2 separate regions of the Homo sapiens genome follow, and region 2 is linked to region 1. A link is an interaction called in ENCODE POLR2A ChIA-PET data of the cell type or tissue named here. Cell type or tissue: PC-9. All regions are shown on one strand. Links, peaks and the distances in the headings refer to the core of each region. The heading gives the core; the rest is flanking DNA. Region 1 holds the start of CCL25 (C-C motif chemokine ligand 25). Region 2 has its middle 24 kb from the start of CERS4.

Region 1 (15,553 bases), core at 3,514-11,513:
TAATTTTTAAATTTTTTGTAGAGACAAAGTCTCACTGTGTTGCCCAGGCTGGTCTCAAACTCCTGGGTTCAAGTGACCCTTCCACCTCGGCTTCCCAAAGTGCTGGGATTACAGGTGGCAGCCACCGTGCCTGGCTGGGAAGCATTTCAAAGTCGGCTACATCTTGACTTCTACTATTCAAAATATCAACAATAAATAAAAAATAAGGAACAGGCCGGGAGCAGTGGCTCATGCCTGTAATCCCAGCACTTTGGGAGGCCGAGGCGGGTGGACCACCTGAGGCTAGGAGTTCAAGACCAGCCTGGCCAACATGGTGGTTCACTCTCCAAGCTCTCCAAGCTGGTGACCTTGGGAGCTATATGTTAAAGATGGCAGAGCCAGAAGACGGAAGGGACCTGTGTTCTGGAAACAGCCCTCAGAGAAGCCCTACCTGCCAATCAGGAACATTCATCATGGACTTTACATGACTGTGGTGGATGGTATCATTTGTTCACAATTGCCTTTGTTTAAATGTATGTGTCCCTCCAAAATTCATACATTGGAACTAAAAACCCAAGGTGTTAGTATTAGAAGGTACAGCCTTTGGAACATGATTAGGTCATGAGAACTCTGCCCTCATGAATGGGATTAATCTCATTAGAAAAGGCTGGGTGAGGTGGCTCATGCCTGAAATCCCAGCACTTTGGGAGGCTGAGGAGGGAAGGATTGCTTGAAGCCAGAAGTCTGAGAGCAGCCTGGGAAACACAGCAAGTCCCCATCTTTGCAAAAAACAAAAAAGTTAGCTGGGTGTGGTGGCATGCTCCTGTAGTCCTAGCTCCTTGGGAGGCTGAGGACTTGATGATTGCATGAGCCCAGGAGTCAAGGTTACATTGAACTATGATCACACCCCTGCACTCCAGCCTGGGCAACATAGCAAGACCCTGTCTCTAAAAAAAGCAAGAGAGGGGGGTTGAAGGGGAGCAGGTAGGTCCTTTTTACCTTTCTGCTGTGTGAGGGTGCAGCAAGAAGGCTCCACCTTGGGAGGAGAGAATGAGCCCTCACCCAGGTACTGAATCCTCCAGTAACTCCATCTTGGACTTCCCAGCCTCTAGAACTGTAAGCAATAAACTTCTATTATTGACAGATTACCTGGCCTCAGGCATTTTGTTATATCAGCACAAAGAGACTAAGACAACACATCTTCCTCTCTTCCTCCCCTGATCACTGCTCCCTGTGGGTGGGGTGCACTCCCCATTCTCCAGCTTAGGGTGTGGCCATATGACTTGTTTTGGCCAATGGAACCTGCATGGAAGTGACCCTCATCAGATCGGAGACAAAGGCTGAGGAAGCATCACGTGGTCCCGCCACTCTGCTTGCATGTCACCTTGCCATGAAACAAATATGGGCCCTGATGGGTCACCTGAGGTCAGGAGTTCGAGACCAGCCTGCTTACCATGGTAAAACTCTGTCTCTACTAAAAATACAAAAAAATTAGCTGGGCACGGTGGCGGATGCCTGTAATCCCAGCTACTTGGGGGGCTGGGAAAGAATGAAACTCCATCTCAAAAACAAAAAAACAAATATGGGCCCTGAAGCCTCTGAATGAAAAGTCACATGGAACAGATGCAAATCCAACTCACAGCCTGGAGCAAGTTCCAGTGGGGCTACAGGTGACCCCCAGACCCACAAAGGGAAAATCATTGCTTTTTATTTATTTATTTATTTATTTATTTATTTATTTACTTATTTATTTATTTATTTTTTGAGACAGACTCTGCTCTGTTGCCCAGGCTGGAGTACAGTAGCATGATCTCAGCTCACTGCAAACTCTGCCTCCGGGTTCAAGCGATTATCCTGCCTTAGCCTCCTGAGTAGCTGGGACTACAGGTATGCACCACCACGGCCCAGCTAATTTTTGTATTTTTGGTAGAGATGGGGTTTCACCATGTTGGCCAGGCTGGTCTCAAACTCCTGACCTCAGGTGATCTGCCCACCTCGGCCTCCCAAAGTGCTGTAATCCACCATGGCCAGGCTTATTTTATTTTTTTAAAACAAAGCCAAACAAAACAAAAAAAACACTTGGGGCCAGGTATGGTGGCTCACGTCTATACTCCCAGCATTTTGGGAGGCCAAGGCGGATGGATCACTTGAGGTCAGGAAAAATGTCTCTCCTAAAAATACAAAAATTAGCCAGGTGTGGTGGTGGGCGCCTGTAATCCCAGCTACTCAGGAGGCTGAGGCAGGGGAATCACTTGAACCAGGGAAGTGGAGGTTGCAGTGAGCTGAGATTACACCACTGCACTCCAGCCTGGGTGACAGAGTGAGACTCTGTCTCAAAAAAGTAACAACAATACTTGGCTTGGCTACCCTGATCAAATCACAAATTCCTCATGTGTAGAATGGGAATAAGTATATTGTTTACCTTAATGTGTCACTGTAAGCATCTATTGCAACAATGCACATGAAATTAGCCCAGAACAAGGGAGGCACACAAGTAAGTGTGGGGTGTAGGGGGAAGTGGGAAAGCTGGGGGAAAGGGGGGCCTGACAAGAGTTTTTTTTAATTTTATTTTTATTTTTATTTTTATTTTATTTTTTTGAGACAGAATTTTTCTCTTGTCACCCAGATTGGAGTGCAATGGCACAATCTTGGCTCACTGCAACCTCCGCCTCCTGGGTTCAAGTGATTCTTCTGCCTCAGCCTCCTGAGTAGCTGGGATTACAGGCACAAACCACCATGCATGCTAATATTTTTGTATTTTTAGTAGAGATGGGGTTTCGCTTTTTTTTTTTTTTTTTTTTTTTTTGAGACAGAGTCTTGCTCTGTAGTCCTGTTGCTCTGTCGCCCAGGCTGGAGTGCAGTAGCACGATCTCGGCTCACTGCAACCTCTGCCTCCCAGGTTCAAGCGATTCTCCTGCCTCAGCCTCCTGAATAGCTGAGATTACAGGCACGTACCACCACGACCATCTAATTTTTGTATTTTTTGTAGAGACGGGGTTTCACCATGTTGATCAGGCTGGTCTCAAACTCCTGACCTCATGATCTACCCACCTCGGCCTCCCAAAGTGCTGGGATTACAGGTATGAGCCACTGTGCCTGGCCTGGGTTTCGCTTTTTTTTTTTTTTTTGTATTTTTAGTAGAGATGGGGTTTCGCTATATTGGCCAGGGTGGTCTCGAACTCCTGACCTCAAGTGATCCACCCGCCTCGGTCTCCCAAAGTTCTGGGATTACAGGCATAAGCCACTGCACCCAGCCAGGACTGAGAAGAGTTTATAGGCCTGTGAAGGGCTGGACAAGCTGAGAGCTCCCTTGGGCACTTGGGGGCCTGCAGCAAGGAGGCTTGGTCCACTCTCAAGTCTGAGGTGCTTGCTCAGCCTCTATTGGTGGGGAAGGGGAACATCACAGGCAAAGGGATGACTGAAGTACATCCCTTCCATGAGGTTTGATGGCCTTGAAGTGGAGGCACGTACACAATAAGATTTCAGGGGCAGACAGAGATGAATAGGGCAGTCCCGGCCAGGCAGGTGACTCACGCCTATAATCCCAGCACTCTGGGAGGCCGAGGCGGGTGGATCACATGGTCAGGACTTGAGACCAGCATGGCCAAGATGGTGAAACCCCATCTCTACTAAAAATACAAAAATTAGCCAGGCGTGGTGGCAGGCACCTGTAATCCCAGCTGCTCGGGAGGCTGAGGCAGAAAACTGCTTGAACCCGGGAGGTGGAGGTTGCAGTGAGTTGAGATCATGCCACTGCACTCCAGCCTGGTCAAAAGAGTGAGACTCCGTCTCAAAAAAAAAAAAAAAAGAAAGAATAGGGCGGTCCCAACATGTGGCCCAGGGTGACAGGGTGTCAGAGCTCGAAGCTGAATACATAATCCCAGCCATGCTGGCTGCCTGGAGATGGGCAGAGGGAGGGCTTGCCAGGCAGAGTGCGCTACTAGGGCAAAGGCTCAGCAGGAGACAAGCGGAGGTGGGAGCCCTGGGGGAACAGCAGGTGCCGTGAGAGAAGAGGCAGGAAAGAGGAACCGTGGTGACCCAATCTTCCTCCCCAGCCTCCTCTCCAGCACCTCGCCCCCAGGACTGAGTGGGCAACTGGCAGATCTGAATCCACGTGCTTAGAACAACCAGGAGAGGCCAGAGAAGGTGGCTCATGCTAGTAATCCCAGCACTGTGGGAGGCTAAAGTGGGCAGATGGTCTGAGCCCAGGAGTTGGAGGCTCCAGCAAGCTGTGATAACACCAGCACTCCAGCCTGGGCGATAGAGTGAGACCCTGTCTCTAAAAACAAAAAATTGGCCAGGCCACGGTGGCTCACGCCTGTAATCCCAGCACTTTGGGAGGCCGAGGCGGGCGGATCACAAGGTCAGGAGATCGAGACCATCCTGGCTAACACGGTGAAACCCCGTCTCTACTAAAAATACAAAAAATTAGCTGGGCATGGTGGCGGGTGCCTGTAGTCCCAGCTACTTGGGAGGCTGAGGCAGGAGAATATCATGAACCTGGGAGGCGGAGCTTGCAGTGAGCCGAGATCACACCACTGCACTCCAGCCTGGGTGACAGAGCAAGACTCTGTCTCAAAAAAAAAGAAAAAAAAAGAAAAAGAAAAAGAAAATATTGGCCAGGCACGGCGGCTCATGCCTGTAATCCCAGCACTTTAGGAGGCTGAGGCAGGTGGATCACTTGAGGTCAGGAGTTTCAGACCAGCCTGGCCAACATGGTGAAACCCCATCTCTACCAAAAATGCAAAAATTAGCCAGGTGTGGTGGTGCGCACCTGTAATCCCAGCTACTCAGGAGGCTGAGGCAGGAGAATCACTTGAACCCGGGAGGCAGAGGTTGCAGTGAGCCAAGATCCTGCCACTGCACTCCAGCCTGGGCAACAGAGCAAGAATCTGTCTTAAAAAGGGCCAGGCACGGTGGCTCACGCCTGTAATCCCAGCACTTTGAGAGGCCGAGGTGGGCAGATCACGAGGTCAGGAGATCGAGACCATCCTGGCTAACACGGTGAAACCCCGTCTCTACTAAAAATACAAAAAGAAATTAGCCGTGCGTGGTGGCGGGCGCCTGTAGTCCCAGCTACTTGGGAGACTGAGGCAGGAGAATGGCGTGAACCCGGGAGGCAGAGCTTGCAGTGAGCGGAGATTGTGCCACTGCACTCCAGCCTGGGCAACAGAGTGAGACTCCATCTCAAAAAAAAAAAAAAAAAAAAACAGAAAAAGAACCACAGGAAGACGGGTTGGAGGAGCAGAGGTGAAAGCGCAGACAGATTCCCTAATCCTATAGGCACTGACAGCCTCCTGGGTTCCCTTTGTATGCATGGCCGGCCTACTGGACTGCCAGGGTTCCCACATTTGAGAAGTAGGTAGCAGTGGGAGGGAGGTTTGTCTGATTCTCCAGGGAGCTAAGGAGGCGGCTCAGATCGCCCCCGTCATTCCAGAAAGAGAGACCTAATTCTAGGATCTGCCCACCTTCACCCAGTGGGTCCAGCATGCCACTTTCTTTTTTTATTTTTAATTAATTATTTTTTGAGACTGAGTCTCGCTCTGTCACCCAGCCTGCAGTGCAGCACGCAGCGCAATCTTGGCTCACTGCAACCTCCACCTCCCGGGTTCAAGTGATTCTCCTGCCTCAGCCTCCCGAGTAGCTAGGATTACAGGCACCCGTCACCATGCCTGGTTAATTTTTGTATTTTTGGTAGGGACAGGGGTTTCACCATGTTGGTCAGGCTGGTCTCGAACTCTTGACCTCAAATGATCCACCCGCCTCGGCCTCCCAAAGTGCTGGGATTACAGGTGTGAGCCACTGCGCCCCATCCTGTTTTTATTTTTTTCAGAGGCAGAGTCTAACTGTCGCCCAGGCTGGAGTGCTGTGGTGCAATCATAGCCCACTGCAACCTTGAACTCCTAAGCTCGAGCAGTCCTCTTGCCTCAGCCTCCCGAATAGCTGTGACAACAGGTCCACACTACCATGCCCTACCATGCCTGGGCTGTTGAATCTCCCTGCCCTCACCTCACCCTCTGCGGCATCTTCCAGATGACCTTGGCAGAGCTCAGATGCAGACCTGACCACAACCCTCCCCTGACTAAATACATCTATTCAGGGTGGGTGCGGTGGCTCATGCCTGTAATCCCAGCACTTTGGGAGGCCAAGGCGGGCGGATCACCTGAGGTCAGGAGTTCGAGACCAGCCTGGCCAACATGGTGAAACCCCGTCTCTACTAAAATTACAAAAATTAGCTCTGCGTGATGGCACGGGTCTGTAATCCCAGCTACTCGGGAGGCTGAGGCAGGAGAATTGCTTGAACCCAAGAGGCAGAGGTTGCAGCGAGCCGAGATCACGCCACTGCACTCCAGCCTGGGCCGCAGGACTCTGTCTCAAAAATAAAAATAAAAATAAATAAATCTTTTCGGCAGCTTCTTCTTGGCCTCTGGATGAAGGTCACCCTTCTGGGCTTGGCACGTGAGGCTCCAAATAGCTTCTCCCTGCCTACCTCATCTTCCGCTATCCACCCCCGCACCTCCTGCCCCAGATACTCTGCACTTGGCAGTTCCCTCTAGCGTCCTGCCCTGCTGGTCTCTGACTAACACGAGGTTGTCCTTCAGGTCACCATTCAGCTGCAGGTCCCCCTGGAGACAGGTGGGATGCCCTTCACATCCCCACAGCCTGATGCAGATGTTCCTCCAGGAATGTCTGATCAGGAGACATGGCAGCCTAAGGCAGAGCAAGGTGGCTCAGGCCTGTAATCCCAGCACTTTGGGAGGCCAAGGCGGGATGATCCCTTGAGCCCAGGAGTTCAAGACCAGCCTGGGCCACATAAGGAGACCCTGTTTCTACAAAAAGTTACAAAATTAGTCGGGCATGATGGCATGTGCCTGTAGTCCCAGCTACTTGTGGGGCTGAGGCAGGGGGATCGCTTGAATCCAGAGGTCAAGACTACAGAGAGCTGTGATCATACCACCGCACTCCAGCCTGGGCAACAGGAACATTATCTCGGCCAGGCACAGTGGTTCATGCCTGTAATCCCAGCACTTTGGGAGGCCAAGGTAGGCGGATCGCTTGAGGTCAGGAGTTCGAACCAGCCTGGCCAACATGGTGAGACCCCATCTCTACTAAAAATACAAAAATTAGCCGGGTGTGGTGGTGCGTGCCTGTAATCCCAGCTACTGGGGAGGCTGAGGCAGGAGAATTGCTTGAGCCTGGGAGGCGAAGGTTGCAGTGAGCCAAGATCGCACCACTGCACTCCAGCCTTGGCAACAGAGTGAGACTCTGTTTCAAAAAACAAACAAACAAACAAACCAAAAAACAAAAAAAAACCCAAAACCAAAAACAAATCAGAGACATTATCTTGAAAAAAAAATCCTCCTATTAGCTGTGAGGGCCACTTGGAGAGTGGTATTATCTGCCTTCTGTCTCCAGCTCTCTGCACATCACTGGGCACCTGTTTTTACTTACTTAATTAATTTGTTTAGAGACAAGCGACTTAGTCAAGTTACTTGGTCAAGCAATGTAACCTCTCTCAGCCTCGGTTGATTGTTCTTTCCCTATAAAGTAGGAATGAATTTTAACCTAATAAGGTTCTTGTTACCTCAAGCCACTCTCTTTAAAGGCATCCACTAGCTGGGCGTGGTGGTACATGCCTGTAATACTTAGGAGGCTGAAGTGGGAGAATCACTTGAGCCCAGGAGGTGGAGGTTGCAGTGAGCCGAGATCGCACCACTGCACTCCAGCCAGGGTGACACAGTGAGACCCTGTCTCAAAAAAAAAAAAAAAAAAAAAAAAAAAAAACGGCATCCAGCCCATCCCTAGTCTCTTCCAATCACACCAGCATTGGTGACAGTGATCCTCATCTGAAAATTGTTTTTAAATTTTTTTTAAATTAAAATTTGTTTTTCCTTGTCAGCAGAAAGTCACATCTGAATGTCTTGCTTCATTACTTGCTGCTTCTCTTGTCTGCAATGCTACTAGGCACTGAGCACGTGGGACTGACTCCTTCACTGCTTGTCCCCAGCACCCAGCTCAGTGCTGGGCACATAGAGGGTGCTCAATAAGTGTTTATTGAATGAATAACAAATGGTCCCACATAGATGTTCCATGAGGCATCTGTGACATCAACATCATCATTTTTTTTTTTTTTTGAGATGAGTTCTTACTCTGTTGCCCAGGCTGGAAGGCAGTGGTGCAATCATAGCTCACTGCAGCCTTGAACTCCTGGGATCAAGCAATCCTCCTGCCCCAGTCTCCTGAGTAACTGGGACTATAGATGCCGGTCACTTTGCCTGGCTATTTAAAAAAAAAAAATTTTTTTTTTTTTTTGTAGAAATGGGGGTCTTACTATGTTGCCCAGGCTGGTTTCGAACTCCTGGGCTCAAGTGATCCTCTTGCCTTGGCCTCTCAAAGTGTTGGGATTATAGGTGTGAGCCACCACGCCCAGCCAGCGATCATCATCTTTGATAGTTGCAATGTGTCGGCTTGCTCACTGCTGTCACCCTGGGGCACCCTGGGGCCCCGCATGTGGCTGGAACATAAGGGATACTCAGAAAACAGATGTGGAAAGGGTGAGTAGAGCTCAGCACGTTCAAAGAGGGACTCAGGACCCTATGGGACCCTCTCCCCAAGGCCTGCCACCCTCTCTCTCCATGCAACCCCTCCTCTAGCCCAAGGCAGCAGGGCCAGGATCAGGCAGTCACTCTTCCCAGCTGTCTGGCCCCCGCACATCCTGCAGGGGCAGGACAAGTACAAGGATGAAAGCCAAGGTCATGAGCTCGGTAATACCAGTAGTCTGAATCCCTCTGGAGAACCACGGCCCCTGCCCAGGCCACTGCTACAGCTGTCCCCTGGAAGACAGAGGCCTCAGGTTAGCCTGGGGTGGGGATCCCCTCAGAACTGACTTTCCAGGAGCCAGCAGAGCCAGCTACATCAGGGACTTAGGGTTCAGGTTAGAGTTAACCAAATTCTCGAACATCAGGCCAAGGGCTTGCAAGACATCCTGGAAAAACCCTTCTTCCTTCCTCCTCCTTCTCCTCCTCCTCCCCATCCTCCTCCTCCCCCTCCTCCTCCTTCTCTTCCCACTCCTCCTTCTCCTCCCCCCCCTTCTCCTCCCCCTCCTCCTTCTCCTCCCCCTCCTCCTTCTCCCCCTCCTCCTCTTCCCCCTCCTCCTTCTCCTCCCCATCCTCCTTCTCCTCCTCCTTCTCCTCCTCCTTCTCCTCCTCCTCCTCCTCCTCCTCTTCCTCCTCCTCTTCCTCCTCCTCCTCCTCCTTCTCCTCCTCCGGTTGCTGGGCAACCACTATGCATCTGGACCAAAGCAAGAGGCAGCTGGTTTAAAGACACACATAGACTGAAAGTGAAGGGAGGCAAAAAGATATTCTTTGAAAATGAAAACCGAAAGAGATCAGGGGTAGCTGTACTTGTATCAGATAAAATATTTTTTAAGTCAAAACTCTAACATGAGAGGAAGAAGGTCATTATAGAATGAAAAAGGGGTCAGTTCATCAAGAGGATAAAACAATTATATATATATGCACCTAACATCAGAGCACCTAAATATATAAAGGAAATATATATAAAGGAAATATGAACAGATCTGAACTGCAATACAGGAATAGTACTGCACTTTCAACAATGAACACCAGCCTGGGCAACAGGCCACAAAATTAAAAATATACATTTGTGGGTTGTGGTGGTGCATATCTGTAGTCCCAGCTACTTGGGAGGCTGAGGCAGGAGGATTGCTGGAGCCCAGGAGTTCAAGGCTGCAGTGAGCCATAACAACATCACTGTACTCCAGCCTGGTGGACAAACTGAGACTCTGTCTAAAAAAAAAAAAAAAAAAAAAAAAGGCAACGAACAGATCCAGGCAGATAATCAGTAAGGAAACATTGGATTTGAAATGCACTGTAGATCAAATGGAACTAATGACATATGTAGAACATTCCATTTGACAGCAGCGGAACGCACATTCTCCTCAAGTGCACAGGGGACATACTCCAGGATAGATCATGTTAGACCACAAAGCAAGCCTGAACAAATGTAAGATTGCCAGGTGCGGTGGCTCACACTTGTAATCCCAGCACTTTGGGAGGTCAAGGCGGGTGGATGACGAGGTCAGGAGATCGAGACCAGCCTGACCAACATGGTGAAACCCCGTCTCTACTAAAAATACAAAAAATTAGCCAGGTGTGGTGGTGGCGGGCGCCTGTAGTCCCAGCTACTTGGGAGGCTGAGGCAGGAGAATGGCGTGAACCCGGGAGGTGGAGCTTGCAGTGAGCCGAGATGGTGCCACTGCACTCCAGCCTGGGCAACAGAGTGAGACTCCGTCTCAACAACAACAACAAAAAAACAAATGTAAGATTGCGATTGTATCAAGTATCTTTTCTGACCACAGTGATACGAAACTAGAGATCAATAACAGGAGGAATTCTGGAAAATTCACACGTGAGAATTCAACAACACTCTCCTAAACAACCAATGTGTCAAAGAAGAAATTAAAACGAAATTAAAAAATATCTTGAGGCCAGGTGCAGTGGCTCACGCCTGTAATCCCAACACTTTGGTGGCTGAGGCAGGAGGATCACCTGAAGCCAGGAGTTCAAGACCAGCCTGGGCAACATAGTGAGACGCTCCCCCCATCTCTACAAAAAATAAAAATAATTAGCCAGGCATGGTGATGCTCACCTGTAGTCCCAGTTATTTGGGAGGCTAAGGTGGGAGGAACACTTGAGTTGGAGGCTGCAGTGAGCTACGATTGTGCCACTGCACTCAGCCTGGGTGATAGAGGGAGATGTTTCTAAAAACAAAATAAAACAAACAGAAACAACAACAACAAAAAACTTGAGACAAACTGAAATGGACATACAATATACCTAAACCAATGAATGCAGCAAAAGTGGTTCTAAGAGGGAAGTTTATAGCAATAAATAAATGCCTACATAAAAAAGAAGAAAGATCTTTCAAATAACCAAATTCTCTTTAAAAAGAGGTAACTGGAGGCTGGGCATGGTGGCTCAAGCCTGTAATCCCAGCACTTTGGGAGGCCAAGGCCAGCAGGTCACTTGAGGTCAGGAGTTCGAGACCAGCCTGGGCAACATAGTGAAATGTAGTCTCTCCTAAAAATACAAAAATTAGCCAGACATGGTGGTAGGCGCCTGTAGTCCCAGCTACTCGGGAGGCTGAGGCAGGAGAATCGCTTCAACCCGGGAGGTGGAGGTTGCAGTAAGCCAAGATCCTGCCACTGCACTCCAGCCTGGGCAACAGAGCAAGACTCTGTCTCGAAAAAAAAAAAAAAAAGAGGCAGCTGTGGGTACAACAGGAGTCCAGGCCTGGCAGACGGGGCTCCTGGGGTGTGGATTGCTCCCTACAAGACTCGTGACCATGCAGGGCAGTGGGGGCCCATCAGAAGCCAAGAGTCTCATCAGGGACCTGGAGGCACCAGAGTTCAGGAGAGCTGCAGGCAGCTGGGGTCTGATATGCAAAAGTGACTACAGGAGGACCCCCACTTCTGCCCATAGTGTTCTCCCAGTGCCCCTGAGCCTTTGCCGATGACCTCCCAGTCATCTGCTCTATGGCGCTTCCCCATTGGGGGACTGTCCTTTTCTTCACAGTATTTAAGAAATAAAAATTAGATTTTCCTGGCCAACAAAAAAAGTAAGTAACTTGGCTTCTCTGACCCTCAATCTCCTCCTTTGCACAGTTGGGCCAATGGTGAGCACCCAGGAGCATCCTTCATCCCACTAGAGGTGCCTGCCACTGGGTAGGGCAGATGTGGTGGTGGCTGGTGCAGGCTTCCCAGAACATCTCATCGCCCCTGCCCACCACCTGGCCACTGCAACCAACTGGGCTTGTCTAGAAAGACACCTGCCTACCCACCCAACCCTGCAGGCTCTGGGGTATTGGTCTCTGAATTTGGCTGAGCTACAGGATGGAGACCACCCTCAACTGCTCCCATCATCAGAGGTGCAGAACAGAAGTCGGTGTGGGGGGCACTTGTTCCCCCCAGCTGTGCTGATTTCACACTGGCGGAGAAGAGGACCCTTGCTGATAGCGGACTGCTCTTTTATTTTTTTATGAGATGGAGTTTTGCTCTTGTTGCCCAGGCTGGAGTGCAATGGCAAGATCTTGGCTCACTGCAACTTCCACTTCCTGGGTTCAAGCAATTCTCCTGCCTCAGCCTCCCAAGTAGCTGGGATTACAGGTGCGCACCACCATGCCCGGCTATTTTTTTTTTTTTTTTGTATTTTTAGTAGAGATGGGGTTTCACCATGTTGGCCAGGCTGATCTCGAACTCCTGACCTCAGGTGATCCGCCCGCCTCGGCCTCCCAAAGTGCTGGGATTACAAGTGTGAACCACTGCTCCCGGCCGATAGCGGATTACTCTTAATGCCCCCAGCTGCTGCAGGAGTGGAAGAGGCCAGTCCAGCCCCGACTGTGAAGGTCTGGCCTTTACTCAAAGCAACTGTGGTCCTCAGAACTCCGGGATCATCCCGTTTCTTGCTCCAACCCCTGGGTCCCAGGTCCCCAGCGCGCCCACCCCAGTGCTCCGTGCTTGCTGGTCCCTGGAGGGCCCCCTTACTGGGAACCCTTCCTCCCCGTGAAGGCTGCCGGCGGGACAAACAGTGAGGGGTGAGGCAGGGAGGGAGACTCACGTTGGGGACCTCCCCCAAGTCTGGGTAACACCGTCTTGGCCGCGGCCCGCGGGTTGGGAAGGTAGGGGGCAGTGAGCCGTAGCGGAGAGGCTGGCCCCAGCCCGCCACGCCGCTTCCCCACGCTCGCAGCCACGCGGAGCCGCGTCCTGGTCCAGCCTCACCCACCCAGAGCAAGAGGCGGAGGAACTGGAACAGCGCCCCGGCCCGTGGGCTGCCACTGGCCGCAGCAACGGGACGGGTGAGAGCACCTGCCCCCGACGCGTCTTAACTGCTCTGGTGGGGCGGGGCTGACCGTGCAAGCCCCGCCCCAGTCTAAGCCCCTCCTACAAAGCCCGGCCCCTTACCATAAGCGCCATCTGTCAGGCTCCGCCCACTGTCTTAAATCCCACTCACTCTGCCCTGCCCCTGACTCGGAGCCATATAGCAAGCCCCGCCCATAGCCATAAGCCACGCCCACCCAGCCCTGCCCCTGGGCTCTAAGTGTCATTTATCTAGTCACGTCCCCGGCTAGAAGCCACACCCACCAGGCCCGGCCCCACCTCTAAGCCCCACTCACCCGGCCATGTGGTTTGGGACAGGGAAGTAGGCTAGGGGCCGCCGCCTCTGGGCTCCCAGTGGAAGGGGAGAAATGAGAAAGGAGTTTAGGATGTGATAAATACCCACAGAGGTCAGATGTAGCTATGGATGCAGGCGATAAAAAGTTTAAAGCAATCAGCTGTGCGGCCTCTGCAGCGCTCCTTTCGCCCTCCCTAATCTTCACCTCGTGTCTCCCCCAGTCCCTGTGTCCTGGCTGGGTCCTGCTGCCCCAGGGAAAGAAGACATGCCTTCTCCCATCCTGGCTAACATGGTGAAACCCCGTCTCTACTAAAAATACAAAAAATTAGCCAGGCGTGGTGGCGGGAGCCTGTAGTCCCAGCTACTCGGGAGGCTGAGGCAGGAGAATGGCGTGAACCCGGGAGACGGAGCTTGCAGTGAGCCGAGACAGCGCCACCGCACTCCAGCCTGGGCAAAAGAGCAAGACTCCGTCTCAGAAGAAAAAAAAAAAAGACATGCCTTCTCGGTGAATGTTGCTTTGCTTCCTGAGGGCATGGCTACCCGGGGCTCCTGGCTTTTCTTCCAAAAACAAAACATTTCTTCCATTTTTTCTTTTTCTTTTGTTTTTTTTTTTTTTTTTTTTTTTGAGACAGAGTTTCACTCTTGTCGCCCAGGCTGGAATGCAGTGGCCCAATCTCGGCTCACTGCAACCTCCGCCTCCCGGGTTCAAGCGATTCTCCTGCCTCAGCCTCCTGAGTAGCTGGAATTACAGGTGCCCCCCCACCACACTCGGCTAATTTTTGTAATTTTAGTAGAGATGGGGTTTTGCCATGTTGGCCAGGCTGGTCTCGAACTCCTGACCTCAGAGGATCCGCCTGCCTCGGCCTCCCAAAGTGCTGGTATTACAGGTGTGAGCCACTGTGTCCGGCCACCGTTTTTTTTTCCATTTTTTGAGACAGGGTCTTGCTCTGTTGCCCAGGCTGGAGTGCAGTGGCATGATCACAGCTCACTGCAGCCTCAACCTCCAAGGCTCAAGCAATCCTCACACCTCAGCCTCCTGAGTGGCTGGGACTACAGGTATGCACTACTACGTCAGGCTAATTTTTTAAAAAATTTTTGTAGTGACGCAGGTCTCTCTATATTGCCCGGGGTGGTCTTGAGCTCCTGGGCTCAAGCAATCCTCTGGCCTCGGCCTCCCAAAGTGTTGGGCTTACAGACATGAGCCACCATGCCTGGCCTAGAGAGTTTCTTTCTTGTTGGGGTTGTTCACCGGTGGGAGGTGCACCATTGTGCCGTGCTGACTATATTCATAGAGTTATGTAACCATCACTCTCATCTAATTTCAGAACAAAAGGAAACCCATACCCTCTCACAGTCAGTCCTTCATTCTCCCCTCCCCCCATCCTGTGGCCACCGCTAATTTACTTTCTGTTTCTATGGATTTGCCTGTGATCACAACCAGAGGATTTCTGTGACATGCTAAGTTACCTAACCATGGTGTGGAAGGAGAGGGAAATGGAGTGAAGTTGGGGACCCACCAGGGAACAGGTGGCTTGAGGGCGGGGGGAGCATGAAGGTAAGGGCTTGTTTGGGGGCTCAAGGCAGTCTGAGCCTTGTTCGCAGGCAGCCAGTGTCCACCAGGTGTGTGCAGGTGAGGGAAACAGGGGAAAAGGCCCTTTCTGGAGACAGTAGGGGTGCTGGCTGGGAGGCCTGGGATGGGGAGTGGGGAGGCAAGGGGGCCTGTGGGTCGAGGTTGGAGCTTGCTGTAGAAGAGGGAGAATTCCAGAGGCTGAGAGTGCAGGTGGAGAGGAGGAGGAAGGGAGGAGGGCGGGCAGGGGGTGGCTGGGTGGGGCTCTGTCTATAAAGAGTGAAGCTCAGCGTGTTGGTCCTGCAGATGGGACAGCTTGGCCTACAGCCCGGCGGGCATCAGCTCCCTTGACCCAGTGGATATCGGTGAGTCTTTTCCTTGAACATGACTGAGATGAACAGCTTTTCCCTCCAGCACAACTTGTTCCTACTTTATACAACCTCCTTCCCTTGCCATATGCCTGGGGCTTAAGAGGGGGGATGTTCCCAGTACCCACTCCCCTCCTCTTCCTCAGTCCTTACCACTTCCCTCCACGACCCCAGGTGGCCCCGTTATTCGTCCAGGTGCCCAGGGAGGAGGACCCGCCTGCAGCATGAACCTGTGGCTCCTGGCCTGCCTGGTGGCCGGCTTCCTGGGAGCCTGGGCCCCCGCTGTCCACACCCAAGGTACTGTGTTCGGCAATGCCTACCACCAAGTGCCCCTCTCCCCATGCCCCCACCCCACCCCTTTTGTCTCTTATCTCCTCCGGAAGTCTCCCCAATCCCATCTCCACTGAATTCTCCCGCTCCTGACATGCAGGAACTCCTGGTGTTTG
Region 2 (15,553 bases), core at 3,739-11,738, 140 kb after region 1:
CATGTTGGCCAGGCTGGTCTCAAACTCCTGAACTCAAGTGATCCACCCACCTCGGCCTCCCAAAGTGCTGGGATTACAGGCATGAGCCACCACACCTGACCAAAGAGGTGTATTATTCTTTTGCAATTTCCTTTTAACCAGCTGGTTTTGTTATCTACTTCTGATTATGTCGCTGATACAGGCCATTTTCTGTTATCAGATCAAAAAGCAGCAAAGCCAGGCATAGTAGTGCACAACTATAGTCTCAGCTACTCAGGAGCCTGATGGGAGAATTGCTTGAGCCCAGATTGAGGCCACATTGAGCTGAGATGGCACTACCATACTCTAGCCTGGGTGACAGAGCGAGACCCTGTCTCAATTAAAAAAAGAAAAGAAAAGAAACAGGCCAGGCGCGGTGTCTCACGCCTGGAATCCCAGAACTTTAGGAGGCCGAGGCGGGTGGATCATTTGAGGTCAGGAGTTTGAGACCAGCCTGGCCAACATGGTGAAACCCTGTCTGTACTAAAAATACAAAAATTAGCCAGATATGGTGGCAGGCGCCTGTAATCCCAGCTACACAGGTTGCTGAGGCAGGAGAATCGCTTGAACCCAGGAGGCAGACAGAGGTTGCAGTGAGCCGAGATTGCGCCATTGCACTCCAGCCTAGGTGACAGAGTGAGACTCCATCTCAAAAAACAAACAAACAAAGAAAACACAAAACTTTTATGGAATTCCAGAATCCTTTCTTCCTTCACTACTTCCTCTACTTTTGCTCTATTTCAAATTATTTATTTTTGACCTCATAATTTTTTGTGTGTGGATGGGTAGGCAGAATGAATTAACAGTACAAATCTTACCTCAAAGACTAGCTATAAAATAAGAAAAAGCGCCAAGCCAGAGTTTGAACTTCCAGGTTATAATACTGATTCTGTCATCAAACAGCTTTGTGACACCAAAGGAGTTTACTAAGTTCTTTGGATTTATTTATTATTATGTTAGATGGAGTGTCACTCTATTGCCCAGGCTGGAGTGCAGTGGCACAATCTCGGCTCACTGCAACATCTGCCTCCTGGGTTCAAGCGATTCTCCTGCCTCAGCCTCCCGAGTAGCTGCGATTACAGGCATGTGCCACCTTGCCCAGCTAATTTTTGTCTTTTTAGTAGAGACGGGGTTTCACCATGTTGGCCAGGCTGGTCTCAAACTCCTGGTCTCTAGTGATTTGCCTGCCTTGGCCTCTCAGAGTACTGAGATTACAGACGTGAGCCACTGTGCCCAGCTGGAAATGGATTTTAAATCTCTGAGATGTGAAAGCATTTTCTAAGCTTAAGAGCAGAGGGCAAAATGGTCAAGCAATGTACTGAGTTGTCTCTCTTTAAAACTTAAAGAGGAATTCTTAGCCAGGTGCTGTGGCTCATGCCTGTAATCCCAGCACTTTGGGAGGCCAAGGTGAGAGAATCACTTGAGCCCAGGAGTTTGAGACCAACTTGGGCAATGTAGTGAGACCACATCTCTGCAAAAAATAAAAATTAGCTGGGTATGGTCGCACATGCCTGTAATCCCACCTACTTGGGAAGCTGAGGTGGGAGGATCACTTGAACCCAGGAGGCTGAGGCTTCTGTGAGCTATGATAGTTCCACTGCACCCCAGCCTGGGCAACACAGTAAGACTCTATCTCTAAAAAAGAAAAGAGAATGAGACATCTTTTGTCTATTTTAATCTAACCTTTTTTTTTTTTTCCTGAAGACTCTTACCCCAGCTTGCAGCTTTTTTTTTTTTTTTTTTTTTTTTGACAGAGTTTTGCTTTGTCGTCCAGGCTGGAGTGCAGTGGCGTAATTTCGGCTCACTGCAACCTCTGCCTCCCAGGTTCAAGTGATTCTCCTGTCTCAGCCTCCCTAGTAGCCAGGATTACAGACACACACCACCATGCCCAGCTCATTTTTGTATTTTTAGTAGAGATGGGGTTTTGCCATGTTGGCCAGGCTGGTCTCAAACTCCTGGCCTCAGGTGATCCACCCTCCTCAGCCTCCCAAAGTGCTGGGATTACAGGCATGAGCGACTGTGCCCGGCCAGCTTGCTGCTTTTAGCATAAATTTCAGGCTTCTGGTGAGCTCTTGGCAACATGTACCAAGAATCATAACGTGTTTGCCTTTTTCCAGCCAGTATTTCCACTGCTGGGAATCCATGAGAAAGAAATATGAGAAATAGGCAAATATTTACATATAACAATGCTTCTGTTATTGTTATTTTAATATTCAGTTAGTGCAAAGCCTGAGGTATCCGGTACGCTGTGTACAATCACGTGATAAGATCCAATATGCAGTTATGAAAAATGTTTGTAGATTTTCTTTAACAATATGTAAAATATTTTCATACTATTTTTACAGAAAAAAGCAGGATATTGGGAGGCCAAAGCAGGCGGATCACTTGAGGCAAGGTGTCCAAGGCCAGCCTGGCCAACATGGTGAAACCCCATATCTACTAAAAATACAAAAAATTAGCAGAGTGTGGTGGCACAAGCCTGTAATCCCAGCTATTTGGGAGGCTGAGGCAGGAGAATTGCTTGAACCTGGGAGGCAGAGGTTGCAGTGAGCCGAGATGGCACCATTGCACTCCAGCCTGGGTGACAGAGTGAGACTCCATCTCAAAAAAAAAAAAAAAAGAAAGAAAAAGAAAAATGCAGGATATAGGATAAAACATTTTTTTCTAGATGTTGCCGTAATTAAAAATTTTGTTGCCTATATGGCCAGGAGTGGTGGCTCACGCCTGTAATCCCAGCACTTTGCGAGCCGAGGTGGGTGGATCACTTGAGGCCAGGAGTTCGAGATCAGCCTGGGCAACATGGTGAAACCCCATCTCTACTAAAAATACAAAAATTAGCCGGGCGTGGTGGTGCATGCCTGTAATGCCAGCTACTCGGGAGGGTGAGGCATGAGAAGTGCTTGAGTCCGGGAAGTGGAGGTTGCAATAAGCTGAGATTACACCGCTGTGCTCCACCCTGGGTGACAAAGCAAGACTGACTCAAAAAAAAAAAAAAAAAAAAAAGATGTTTCCTATATAGCAACAGGAAATCTCACTCTTTGCTGAGAGAAATGCCAAACAGTACAGCCACTCTAGAAGACAGTGTGACAGCTTCTTACAAAACTAAACATACTCTTACCATATAACCAATTAATTTCACTCCTAGATATTTACCCAAACGAGTTGAAAGCTCATGTCTACAAGAAAACCCGCACATGGGCCAGGTGCAGTGGCTCATACCCGTAATCCCAACACTTTGGGAGACCGAGGCGGGCAGATCACGAGGTCAGGAGTTCAAGACCAGCCTGGCCAATATGGTGAAACCCTGTCTCTACTAAAAATACAAAAATTAGCTGCGCGTGGTGGCATGTGCCTGTAGTCCCAGCTACTCAGGAGGCTGAGGCAGGAGAATCACTTGAACCCGTGAGGCAGAGGTTGCAGTGAGCCGAGATCACACCACTGCACTCCAGCCTGGGCGACACAGGGAGACTCCGACTCAAAAAAAAAAAAACAAACTGGCCGGGTGCGGTGGCTCATGCCTGTAATCCCAGCACTTTGGGAGGCCGAGGCGGGAGGATCACGAAGTCAGGAGATCGAGACCATCCTGGCTAACACGGTGAAACCCTGTCTCTACTAAATATACAAAAAATTAGCCGGGCATGGTGGCAGGTGCCTGTAGTACCAGCTACTCGGGAGGCTGAGGCAGGAGAATGGCGTGAACCCAGGAGGCAGAGCTTGCAGTGAGCCGAGATGGCGCCACTGCACTCCAGCCTGGGCGAGAGAGTGAGACTCTGTCTCAAAACCAAAAAAACAAAACAAAACAAAACCTGCACACGGATGTTTACAGCAGTATTATTCATAATTGCATAAAACTTGGAAGCAACCAAGATGCCCTTCGGGAGTTGAATGAATAAATAAACAGTGGTACTTTCAGACAATGGGAACTCATTAATTAAAATAAATGAGCTCTTGCTGGGCACAGTGGCACAAGCCTGTGGTCCCAGATACTCAGGAGGCTGAAGTGGAAGGATTGCTTGAGCCTAGGAGTTCCAGGTCAGACTGGGGGACAGAGAAAGACCATGTCTCTAAATAAATTAATTTAAATTACAATATATTTTTTCTTTTCTTTTCTTCTAACACAGAATCTCACTCTTGTCACCCAGGCTGGAGTGCAGTAGTGCTATCTTAGCTCAGTGCAGCCTCCGCTTCCCAGGTTCAAGCAATTCTGCCTCAGCCTCCTGAGTAGCTGGGACTACAAGTGCGTGCCACCACGCCCGGCTAATTTTTGAATTTTTAGTAGAAACAGGGTTCCAACAAGTTTGCCAGGCTGGTCTCGAACTCCTGACCTCAAGTGATCTGCCCACCTTGGCCTCCCAAAGTGCTGGAATTACAGGTGTAAGCCACTGTGACCAGCCTAAAAAAATTTTTTAATTATCCAGGCATGATGGTGCACCTGTAATCCCAGCTACTCAGGGAGGCTGAGGCAGGGGGATGGCTTGAGCTGGAGAGGTCGACACTGCAGTGAACTGTGATGGTGCCACTGCACTCCAGCCTGGATGACAGAGAAAGAGCCTGGCTAAAAAAACATATAACTAGCCGAGCAAAACTCCTTCTCAAAAAAAAAAAAAAAAAAAAAGTGAGCCCTAATGTAGGCTGTGGACTCGGGGTGATGAGGACGGGTCCCTGGAGATTCATCAAGTATAACCAATGCACCACTCTAGTGGCGGACATTGATAAGGAGGAGGCTGGGCTTGGGGAGCAGGGTAGATATATGGGAAATCTCTGTACTTTCCACTCAATTTTGCTGCAAACCTGAACTGCTATAAATCAGAACGTTTATGGGCTGGGTGCAGTGGTTCACGCCTGTCATCCCAGCACTTTGGGAGGCCAAGGCAGGAGGATCGCTTGAGCCCAGGAGTTTGAGACCACCCTGAGCAACATAGCAAGGCCCCATCTCTACAAAAAAAAAAAAAAGAAAGAAAATACAAAAATTAGCCAGGTGTGGTGGTGTGCATCTGTAGTCCCAGCTACTCGGGAGGCTGAGGCAGAAGGATGGCTTGAGCCTGGGAGGTGGAGTTGGCACTGAGCTGTGATTGCATCACTGCACTCCAGCCTCAGTGACAGAGCCAGACCTTGTCTTAAAAAAAAAAAAGCCCATGGGAAAACAAATACTGTTTTCCTCTGCTTGAGTGAAAGAAGCCAGTCTCGCTGGGCGCGGTGGCTCACGCCTGTAAGTCCCAGCACTTTGGGAGGCCGAGGTGGGCAGATCACCTGAGGTCGGGAGTTCGAGACCAGCCTGGCCAACATGGAGAAACCCCGTCTCTACTAAAAATACAAAGTTAGCTGGGCATGGTGGCGCATGCCTGTAATCCCAGCTACTCGGGAGGCTAAGGCAGGAGAATCGCTTGAACCCAGGAGGTGGAGGTTGCAGTGAGCCGAGATCGTGCCATTGCACTCCAGCCTGAGCAACAAGAATGAAACTCCATCCAAAAAAAAAAAAGAAAAGAAAGAAAGAACCCAGTCTCACAAGGCTATCCAGTGTGTGACTGATTCCATTTATACAACAGTCCCGGAAAGGCTAAATTATGGCGACAGAGAGCCGATCAGTGGTTGTCAAGGAGAAGGAAGGAAGGATGTGACTCCTAACGGGCAGTGTAAGGGAATTTTACGGGGTGATGAAGTTGTTCTTTTTCTTTCTTTCTTTCTTTCTTTTTTTTTATTTGAGACAGAGTCTCGCTCTGTCACCCAGGCTGGAGTGCAGTGGATCTCGGCTCACTGCAACCTCCATCCCCTGGGTTCAAGCAATTCTCCTGCCTCAGCCCCCCGAGGACCTGGAACCACAGGTGTGCGCCACCATGCCTGGCTAATTTTTGTATTTTTAATAGAGACGGGGTTTCACCACATTGGCCAGGCTGGTCTCAAACTCCTGACCTCAGGTGATCCACCTGCATCAGCCTCGCAAAGTTCTGGGATTACAGGCATGAGCCACCCCATCCAGCATTTTTTTTTTCTTTTTTTTTTTCTTTTTCTTTTTCTTTTTCTTTTCTTTTTTTTTTTTTCTTTTTTTTTTTTTTTTTTTTTTTTTGAGACAGTCTTGCTCTGTCGCCCAGGCTGGAGTGCAGTAGTGTGATCTCAGCTCACTGCAACCTCTGCCTCCCAGATTCAAGTGATTCTTATGCCTCAGCCTCCCAAGTAGCTGGTATTACAGGCATGCGCCACCATACCTAGGTCATTTTTGTATTTTTGATAGAGATGGGGTTTCCCCACGTTGGCCGGGCTGCTCTTGAAATCCTGACCTTATGTGATCCGCTGGACTCGGCCTCTCAAAGTGCTGGCGTTACAGGCATGAGCCACAGCGCCCAGCCAGATTTTAATTTTTTTTTTTATAGATAGGGTCTCACTACATTGCCCAGGCTGGACTCCAACTCCTAGGTTCAAGCAATGCCGCCTCGGCCTCCCAAAGTGCTGGGATTACAGGTATGAGGTGCTGCATCCAGCCTAAAAAATTGATTTAATGCAAAAAAAAAAAAGAAAATCCTGGTGCCTGACCCCTGGCTGTCCTCAGCTGGCCCATAAGACCCTGATGACTTTTGAGCTCTGAATCAAGGGTTGGCATATCTAGACCTGCTGCAAGCTACAGATACTCAGAACCATGCACGAGGTTGCAAATCCTACATATGATTTCCAGAATCCACATCCCATCTGCACTCTTTCTGGTAGAGCACACCTTGTTCCTGGGGCTCCAGGACAAATGGGTGCATCAAAGCTAACTTCCGGCCCTGGGCAGTGGCTCACGCCTGTAATCCCAGCACTTTGGGAGGACGAGGCAAGAGGATCACCTGAGGTCAGGAGTTCAAGACCAGCCTGGCCAACAAGGTGAAACCCCATCTCTACTAAAAATACAAAAATTAGCTGGATACGGTGGCCCATGCCTGTAATTCCAGCTACTCAGGAGGCTGAGGCAAAAGAATCGCTTGAACCTGGGAGGCGGAGGTTGCAGTAAGCTGAGCTCATGCCACTGCACTCTAGCCTTGGAGACAAAGTGAGATTCTGGCAAAAGAAAAGAAAAGAAAAAAAGCTACCTTCCACCAGCCACAATGGCTCACGCCTGTAATCCCAACATTTTGGGAGCCCAGGAGTTTGAGACCAGCCTGCAGCCTGGGCAACATAGCAGGAAACTCTCTCTAAAAAGGAAGAAAAGAAAAATTCGCCAGGCATGGTGGCGCACACCTGTAGTCCCAGCTACTTGGAAGGCTGAGGTGGGAAGCTGGCTTGAGCCTGGGAAATTGAGGCTGCAGTGAGCTATGATCATGCCACTACACTCCAGCCTGGGCAACAGAGTGGGACCTTGTCTCAAAAGAAAAATAAAAAGTCTACCTTCTACGTGGTCTCTCTGGCTACCTCAGTCATACTGATCCCTTGGCTATACTGATCATTCAGTCACATCCCACTCTGACCCCTGGACTCCCCTGGCCACTGACCTATAGTGACCTGCTCTCTTTGGTCCCTGCAGGGAGACACATTTGAAACCTACAAGTACCCAGGGGAAAAAAAAAAAAAAAGGCCATTACTTCCTTAATCTGTATCTGTTTTTAAGTGGAATTGTATCCATAAGCAACCCAGAGTGCTATTATGTTTCAAATTTATATAAACAGTATCACACTAAACTAACATTGCACAACTTGAATTTCTTTTTGAAACAGCACCACATTAAGATACATTTATATTGACATAGAGTAGAGCTGGAGAGAGTGAGAGTGAGAGCAAGGCAAGAGAGAGAAAGAGAGACACACAGACAGGGAGAGTTACTTATTCCTTTTCACTCCTGTTTAATATTCCATTACCTTACCATTACATTTCGTTCTCCTTTCATTTCTCTACTCCCTCATTGATGGACGTTCTGATAGTTTCTTTTTTTCTTTTCTTTTTTTTTTTTTTTTTTTTTTTTGAGGCAGAGTTTTGTTCTTGCTGCCCAGGCTGGAGTGCAATGGCGCGATCTTGGCTCACTGCAACCTCCACCACCTGGGTTCAAGTGATTCTCCTGCCTTGGCCTCCCAAGTTGCTGGTATTACAGGCATGCGCCACCACGCCTGGCTAATTTTGTATTTTTAGTAGAGATAGGGTTTCTCCATGTTGGTCAGGCTGGTCTCCAACTCCCGGCTTCAGGTGATCTGCCCGCCTCGGCCTCCCAAAGTGCTAGGGATTACAGGTGTGAGCCACTGCGCCCAGCCTTTTTTGTTTTTGTTTTTGTTTTTGTTTTTGTTTTGTTAGAGATGGGGTTTTATCCCGTCACTTAGGCTGGAGTGCAGTGGTGTAAACATGGCTGACTGCAGCCTCGACTTCCTGGGCTCAGGTGATCTTCCCACCTCAGGCTCTTGAGTAGCTGGGACCACAGGTATGCACCACCATGGCCAGCTAATTTTTAGTTTTTTTAGAGATGGAGTCTTGCTATGTTGTCCAGGCTGGTATTGAACTCCTGGACTCAAGCATTCCTCCTGCCTCAGCCTCCCAAAGTGCTGGGATGACAGGTGTGAACCACCGAGCCCAACCTAGTAGTTAAGTTTTGAGGAGTCAAAAGTTATATGTGAGGGGCTCGGCACAGTGGCCTGTCATCCCAGCACTTTGGGAGGTGGAGGCTGGCAGATCACTTGAGGTCAGGAGTTCAAGAACAGCCTGGCCAACATGGCAAAACCCTGTCTCTACTAAAAATACAAAAATTAGCCAGGTGTGGTGGCACGCACCTGTGGTCCAGCTATTCTGGAGGCTGAGGCATGAGAATCCCTTGAACCCAGGAGGCAGAGGTTGTAGTGAGCCAGGATTGTGCCATTGCACTCCAGCCTGGATGACAGAGTGAGACTGTCTCAAAAAAAGAAAAAAGAAAAAAAGTTATATGTGGGTCCAGGTGGGGTGACTCATGACTGTCATCCCAGCACTTTGGGAGGCCAAGGTGGGAGGATCACTTGAGTCCAGGAGTTCAACACCAGCCTGGAAAACATAGCAAGACTCCTGTCTCTACAAAAAATTAGCTGGACATGGTGGCAGGTGCCTGTAGTCCCATCAATTCGAGAGGCTGAGGCAAGAAGATCACTTGAGCCCAGGAGGTCAAGGCTGCAGTGAGCTATGATTGCACCACTGCACTCCAGCCTGGGTGACAGAGAGAGAGAGACAGAGAGAGAGCAACGGAAGGAAGGAAGGAAGGAAGGAAAGAAGGAAGGAAAGCGATAAATGAAAAGGAGGCCAGGCACAGTGGCTCATGCCTGTAATCCCAGCACTTTGGGAGGCCAAGGAAGGTTGATCCTCTGAGGTCAGGACTTTGTGACCAGCCTGGCCAACATGGTGAAACCCCGTCTCTACTAAAAACACAAAAACTAGCTGTGCATGGTGGTGGGCGCCTGTAATCTCAGCTACTTGGGAGGTTGAGGCAGGAGCATCACTTGAACCTAGGAGCCGGAGGTTGCAGTGTGCTGAGATTGTGCCACTGCACTCCAGCCTGGGCAACAAGAGTGAAACTCTGTCAAATAAAAGAAAAAAGAGAAGGAAAGAAAGAAAGGAAGGAAGGAAGGAAGACAGAGAAAGGAAGGAAGAGGAAGAGAGAAAGGGAGGGTAGGGAGGGAAGGAAGGAAAGAAAGAAAATGAAAAGGACAAAAACTCCAAAGGACAAATGAGTCTTTCACAAAAGGTGATCTCCAAATGGCTGATAAATGAAAGAGGGCTGACCTCATGAGTCATCAGAGAAATGCACATGAAACCCAAAATGCTAGCGGGGCGTGGTGGCTCACGCCTGTAATCCCAGCACTTTGGGATGCCGAGGCCAGTGGATCATGAGGTCAGGAGTTCGAGACCAGCCTGGCCAAGATGGTGCAACCCCGTCTCTACTAAAAAATACAAAAATTAGTCGGGTGCGGTGGCGGGTGCCTGTAATTCCAGCTACTCGGGAGGCTGAGGCAGGCGAATCACTTGAACCCAGGAGGCGGAGTCTGCAGTGAGCCGAGATCACACCACTGCACTCTAGCCTGGTCGACAGAGCAAGACTCCATCTCAAAAAAAAAGAAAATTTAATATCAAGTTATACTCCCACACTCTGGAGAGCGTGTGAAATGGTACAACCGCTTTGGAAAACCCTGGCAATATCCAGAAAGCTGAACAAACACCTACACAATATGAATCAGCATTTCTACTCCTAAGTATAAACTTAAAGAATATACATTGTTGCATTCATCCAGAAACTGGCCAGAATGTTCACAGCACCTGTGCTTATCACAGCCAGAAATTGGAAACAACCCAAATGCCTAAAAAAGTTTAGGTAAATAAACTGTGGTAAGTTCACAAAAGGGAAGACAGCGGTTCTCAACCGGGTGGTGATTTTTTTTTTTTTTTTTTTTTTTTTTTGAGACGGAGTTTCACTCTTGTTGCCCGGGCTGGAGTGCAATGGTGTGATCTCAGCTCACCGCAACCTCCGCCTCCCGAATTCAAGCGATTCTCCCTCCTAAGCCTTCTGAGTAGCTGGGATTACAGGCATGCACCACCGCGCCTGGCTAATGTTTGTGTTTTTAGTAGAAATGGGGTTTCTCCATGTTGGTCAGGCTGGCCTCGAACTCCCGACCTCAGGTGATCCACCTGCCTTGGCCTCCCAAAGTGCTGGGATTACAGGCGTGAGCCACCACGTCTAGTCGACTGGGTGGTGATCTTATCGCTTCTAAGGGAATATTTGGCAATGTCTAGCGATGTTTTGCGTTGTCAGAACCGAAGGGAGGAGTGTTACTGTCACGCTGTGAGTAGAGGCCTGGGATGCCGCTAAATACATACAATGTGTAGGAACAAAGATTATTCAGCTCCAAATGTCAACAGCAGTTGAGAAACCTTGCTATACCAAATGGCAACGGGCTGGACGCGGTGTCTCATGCCTGTAATCCCAGCACTTTGGGAAGCCAAGGCGGGAGGATCACTTGAGGTCAGGAATTTGAGACCAGCCTGGCCAGCATGGTGAAACCCTGTCTCTACTAAAAATACAAAAATCAGCCGGGCGTCGTGACACAGTCCTGTGGTCCCAGCTATTTGGGAGGCTGAGGCAGGAGAATCACTTGAACGTGGGAGGCAGAGGTTGCAGTGAGCTGAGATGGTACTCCAGCTTGGGTGACAGAGCGAGACTGTCTGAAAACAAAACAAAAAAAAAATGGCAAGGAACAATAACTGTAACCTACAAAAATATGGATGAACCACACAAACCTGGTGTTACACAAAAGAAACCAAACATAAAGGAAACGTCCTGCTTGTTTTCATTTATATAATGTTCAAATAGCAGACAGAGTGATTCTAGACTGTTAAAAATCAAGATAAGGGCTGGGCACGGTGGCTCGCACCTATAATCCCAGCATTTTAGGAGGCTAAGGCATGAGGATTGCTTGAGGCCAGGAGTTCCAACCCAGCCTGGGCAACATAGTGAAACCCATCCCTACAAAGAAATGCAAAAATTTGCTGGGCGTGATGGCGTGTGTGCCTGTAGTCCCAGCTACTTAGGGGGCTGAGGTGGGAGGATCACTTGAGCCTGGGAGGTCAAGGCTGCAGTGAGCCGTGATCGCACCACTTCACTACAGCCTGGGTGACACAGCAAGACCCTATCTCTTAAAAAAAAAATGGGGTTACCCTTTGTGGAGAGTAGCAGGGCAGGGTACAATGGGGGACTTCTAGGGGCTGGTGATGTTCTGTTCTTTTTTTTCCTTTTTTGAGATGGAATCTCACTCTGTCGGCCAGGCTGGAGTGCAGTGGCATGATCTCCACTCACTGCAAGTTCCGCCTCCCGGGTTCACGCCATTCTCCTGCCTCAGCCTCCCGAGTAGCTGGGACTACAGGTGCCTGCCACCATGCCCGGCTAATTTTTTTGTATTTTTAGTAGAGACAGGGTTTCACCGTGTTCGCCGGGATGGTCTTGATCTCCTGACCTTGTGATCCACCCGCCTCGGCCTCCCAAAGTGCTGGGATTACAGGCGAGAGCCACCGCGCCTGGACTGTTGTTTTTTTTTTTTTTTTTTTGGTTTTTTTTTTTTTGAGACAGAGTCTCACTCTGTCGCCCAGGCTGGAGTGCAGTGGCTTGATCTCGGCTTACTGCAAGTTTCGCCTCCCGGGTTCACACCATTCTCCTGCCTCAGCCTACCAAGTAGGTGGGACTACAGGAGCCCGCCACCATGTCCAGCCAATTTTTTTGTATTTTTAGTAGAGACGGGGTTTCACCATGTTCGCCAGGATGGTCTCAATCTCCTGACCTCGTGATCCACCTGCCTGGCTTCCCAAAGTGCTAGGATTACAAGTGTGAGCCACTGTGCCCGGCCTTTTTTTTTTTTTTTTTTTTTTGAGACAGAGTCTCACTCTGTCAGCCAGGCTGGAGTGCAGTGGTACAATCTCGGCTCACTGCAACCTCTGCCTCCTAGGTTCAAGTGATTCTCCTGCCTCAGTCTCCCAAGTTGCTAGGACTACAGGTGCCTACCACCATGCCCGGCTAATTTTTTTGTATTTTTAGTAGAGACAGGGTTTCACCATGTCGGCCAGGATGGTCTCAACCTCTTGACCTTGTGATCCACCTGCCTCGGCCGCCCAAAGTGTTGGGATTACAGGTGTGAGCCACAGCTCCCGGCCTATGTTCTGTTCTTGACCTAATCTAGGTCCTGGCTATACCCTACATTCACATGATAAAAATTCCTTAAGGCATATATTTATGATTTTGTTCTTGTTGTTGTTGTTTGTTTTGGTTTTTGTTTTTTTTGAGATGGAGTCTTGCTCTGTCGCCCAGGCTGGAGTGCAGGGGTGTGATCTCGGCTCACTGCAGCCTCCACCTCCTGGGTTCCAGCAATTCTCCTGCCTCAGCCTCCCAAGTAGCTGGGATTACAGGATGCCCAGCTAATTTTTGTATTTTTAGTAGAGACAGGGTTTCACCATGTTGGTCAGGCTGGTCTTGAACTCCTGACCTCAGGTGATCTGCCTGCCTCGGCCTCCCAAAGTACTAGGATTACAAGCATAAGCCACCACACCTGGCCACATTTATGAATTTATGCATTGTTTTCTTTACTAAAAGTGTGCTACACTTTTCTTCCTTTCTTCTTCTTCTTTGTTTGTTTTTGAGACAGGGTCTCACTCTATCACTCAGGCTGGAGTACAGTGGCACAATCTCCACTGACTACAAATCCCAGGCACAAGTGATCCTCTCACTTCAGCCCCCCTCGAGTAGCTGGGATTACAGGTGTGCACCACCATGCCTGGCTAATTTTTGTATTATGATAGAGATGGGGTTTTGCCATGTTACCCAGGCTGATCTCAAATTCCTGGGCTTAAGCGATCTACCCACCTCAGCCTCCCAAAGTGCTGGGATTACAGGCATGAGCCACCATGCTGGGCCTTATGTGTGCTATATTTAAACAAAAGCTTCTAAAAATTAAAAAAAAAATTATCCTATCTTCCTTCCACCCCTCTGTCCTGTTTAGACCTTACCCACGCTGCACTGGGTGACTTCACTTCTCCTACCTGCCCCCTCTCCTACAGCCCCTCCGATAGAAAACAACCAGGAATGGCCAGGCATGGTGGCTCTTGCCTATAATCTCAGCACTTTGGGAAGCCCAGGTAGGAGGATCACTTAAAAATTAGATGAGGTGGCATGCCCCTGTAATCACAGCTACTCAGGAGGCTGAGGCAGGAGGATCACTTGAGCCTGGGAGCTGGAGGCTGCAGTGAGCTACAATGGTAACACTGCACTCCAGACTGGACAAAGACAAATACACCCTGTCTCAAGAAAAAGAAAGAAGAGAGAGAGAGAAAGAAGAAGAGGAAGAGGAAGAGGAAGAAGAAGAAGAGGAAGAGGAAGAAGAAGAAGAAGAGGAAGAGGAAGAAGAAGAGGAAGAGGAAGCAGAAGGAGGAGGAGGAGAAGGAGGGGAGGGAGGGAAGGAAGGAAGGAAGGGAGGGAGGGAGGAAGGAAGGACCCACACAGTGGCTCACACCTGTAATCCCAGCACTTTGGGAGGCCAAGGTGGGAGGACCACCTGAGGTCAGGAGTTTGAGACCAGCCTGGCCAACATAGTGAAACCCCATCTCTAGTAACAATACAAAAATTAGCCTGGCATGGTTGTGCATGCCTTCAGTCCCAGCTACTTGGGAGGCTGAGGCAGGAGAATTGCTCGAACCCAGAAGGTGGAGTTTGCCCTGAGCCACGATCGTGCCACAGCACTCCAGCCTGGGCAACACAGCGAGACTGAGTCTCAAATAAAAAACAAAAAAAGAGAAAAGAAAATAAAGCAACCAGGGGAATTCCTGGGGCACACAACTAAGACTATGTTCCTTCCTGCTCTAAACTCTCCCATGGCTCCCTATTACCCCCAAGATTAGATCAAAGTCTTTATTGAGACTCCCAAGGACTTTCTCTACTTCAGCTCTGGTTGTCTTGCAGCCTGATCTCTACCTGCTCTTGCTGCTTCTCACATCATTAACCTTGGGCCCTGAAGGTGCAGCTTCCAACTTCTGGGCCTTTGCACCTGCAGTCAGCTTTGCATAATTGCCTGACTGCCCCTGGCACATTCTTGTTCTTTGAGATTCAGCTTGAATGCCTCTGCTCTGGGAAGCATCCCTCTCCTTCAGACCCTCCCTCCCACCCCTACCCGGATCTAGGGGCCCAGGAGGCTTTGGGCTGGGAAGATTAAGAAGACGATGATGAATAAGTTGGTTCTAGCAGTTCCTTCCTTCCTTCCTTTTTCCTTCGTTCTTTCTTTCTTTCTTTTTCTTCTTTCTTTCTTTCATTTTTCTTTTCCATTAAGCATTTAACCCCCTTGTACACAATTCACTCTTTTTAAAGAAAAAAACTGAGGCCGGGCACAGTGGCTCATGCCTGTACTCCCAGCACTTTGGGAGGCCGAGGTGGGTGAATCACAAGGTGAGGAGTTCAAGACCAGCCTGGCCAACATAGTGAAACCCCATCTCTACTAATAATACAAAAATTAGCCGGGCGTGGTGGCTTGTGCCTGTAGTCCCAGCTACTCGTGAGCCTGAGGCAGGAGAATCGCTTGAACCTGTGAGGCGGAGGTTGCAGCAAGCTGAGATCACGCCACTGTACACTAGCCTGGGCGACAGTGTGAGACCCAGTCTCAAAAAAAAAAAAAAGAAAGAAAAGAAAAAATTGAAATGTAAGGCTGTGTAAGATTTGTTTTGAAACTACACAGTGTCTTTTTTTTTTTTTGTACAGTTAATGCACTACTGAATGTGTCTTTAGATAGCCCTGTCCTGGTGGTATTTTCAACAGCCACTAACCTTGCCTGGTATAATATGGGGGTTGTAAATTGCAATGGAAATTTAAAGCAGGTTCTTGTTGGTGCACAGCACAAATTGGTTATATATGGGGATAGTAGGTTTTTTGGGTTTTTCGTTTTTTTTTTTTTTTTTTTAAGACTGAGTCTCGCTCTGTTGCCCAGGCTGGAGTGCAGTGGCATGATCTCAGCTCACTGCAGTCTCTGCCTCCCAGGTTCAAGCGATTCTCCTGCCTCAGCATCCTGAGTAGCTGGGATTACAGGCACCCGCCACCAAG

What was found. ChIA-PET counts read pairs that join two places held together with the same protein. Peaks named below come from ENCODE experiments on the same cell type or tissue, not always from the same donor. Only the 100,000 strongest peaks of a DNase experiment are listed, where the experiment ranks them.
Region 2: POLR2A ChIA-PET joins it to region 1 with 16 read pairs; 5 of 35 experiments call an interaction of 5 or more read pairs at or near these places.

The regions. Positions count from the first base shown.
Region 1 is chr19:8,037,719-8,053,271 of GRCh38, forward strand. CCL25 (C-C motif chemokine ligand 25) reads left to right here and starts at 15,042. Exons shown (of 6, transcript NM_005624.4): 1 at 15,042-15,104; 2 at 15,282-15,404. The coding sequence starts at 15,332. RefSeq lists silencers at 12,595-12,684, 12,985-13,044. In PC-9, for the core only: no CTCF peak of the experiment used is centred there; no DNase peak of the experiment used is centred there; H3K27me3 peaks cover 1,779 bases.
Region 2 is chr19:8,178,074-8,193,626 of GRCh38, forward strand. No RefSeq gene overlaps it. Among named protein-coding and RNA genes, the nearest start is that of CERS4, 24 kb to the right of the region's middle. In PC-9, for the core only: no CTCF peak of the experiment used is centred there; DNase peaks (open chromatin) are centred at 7,628 and 9,725.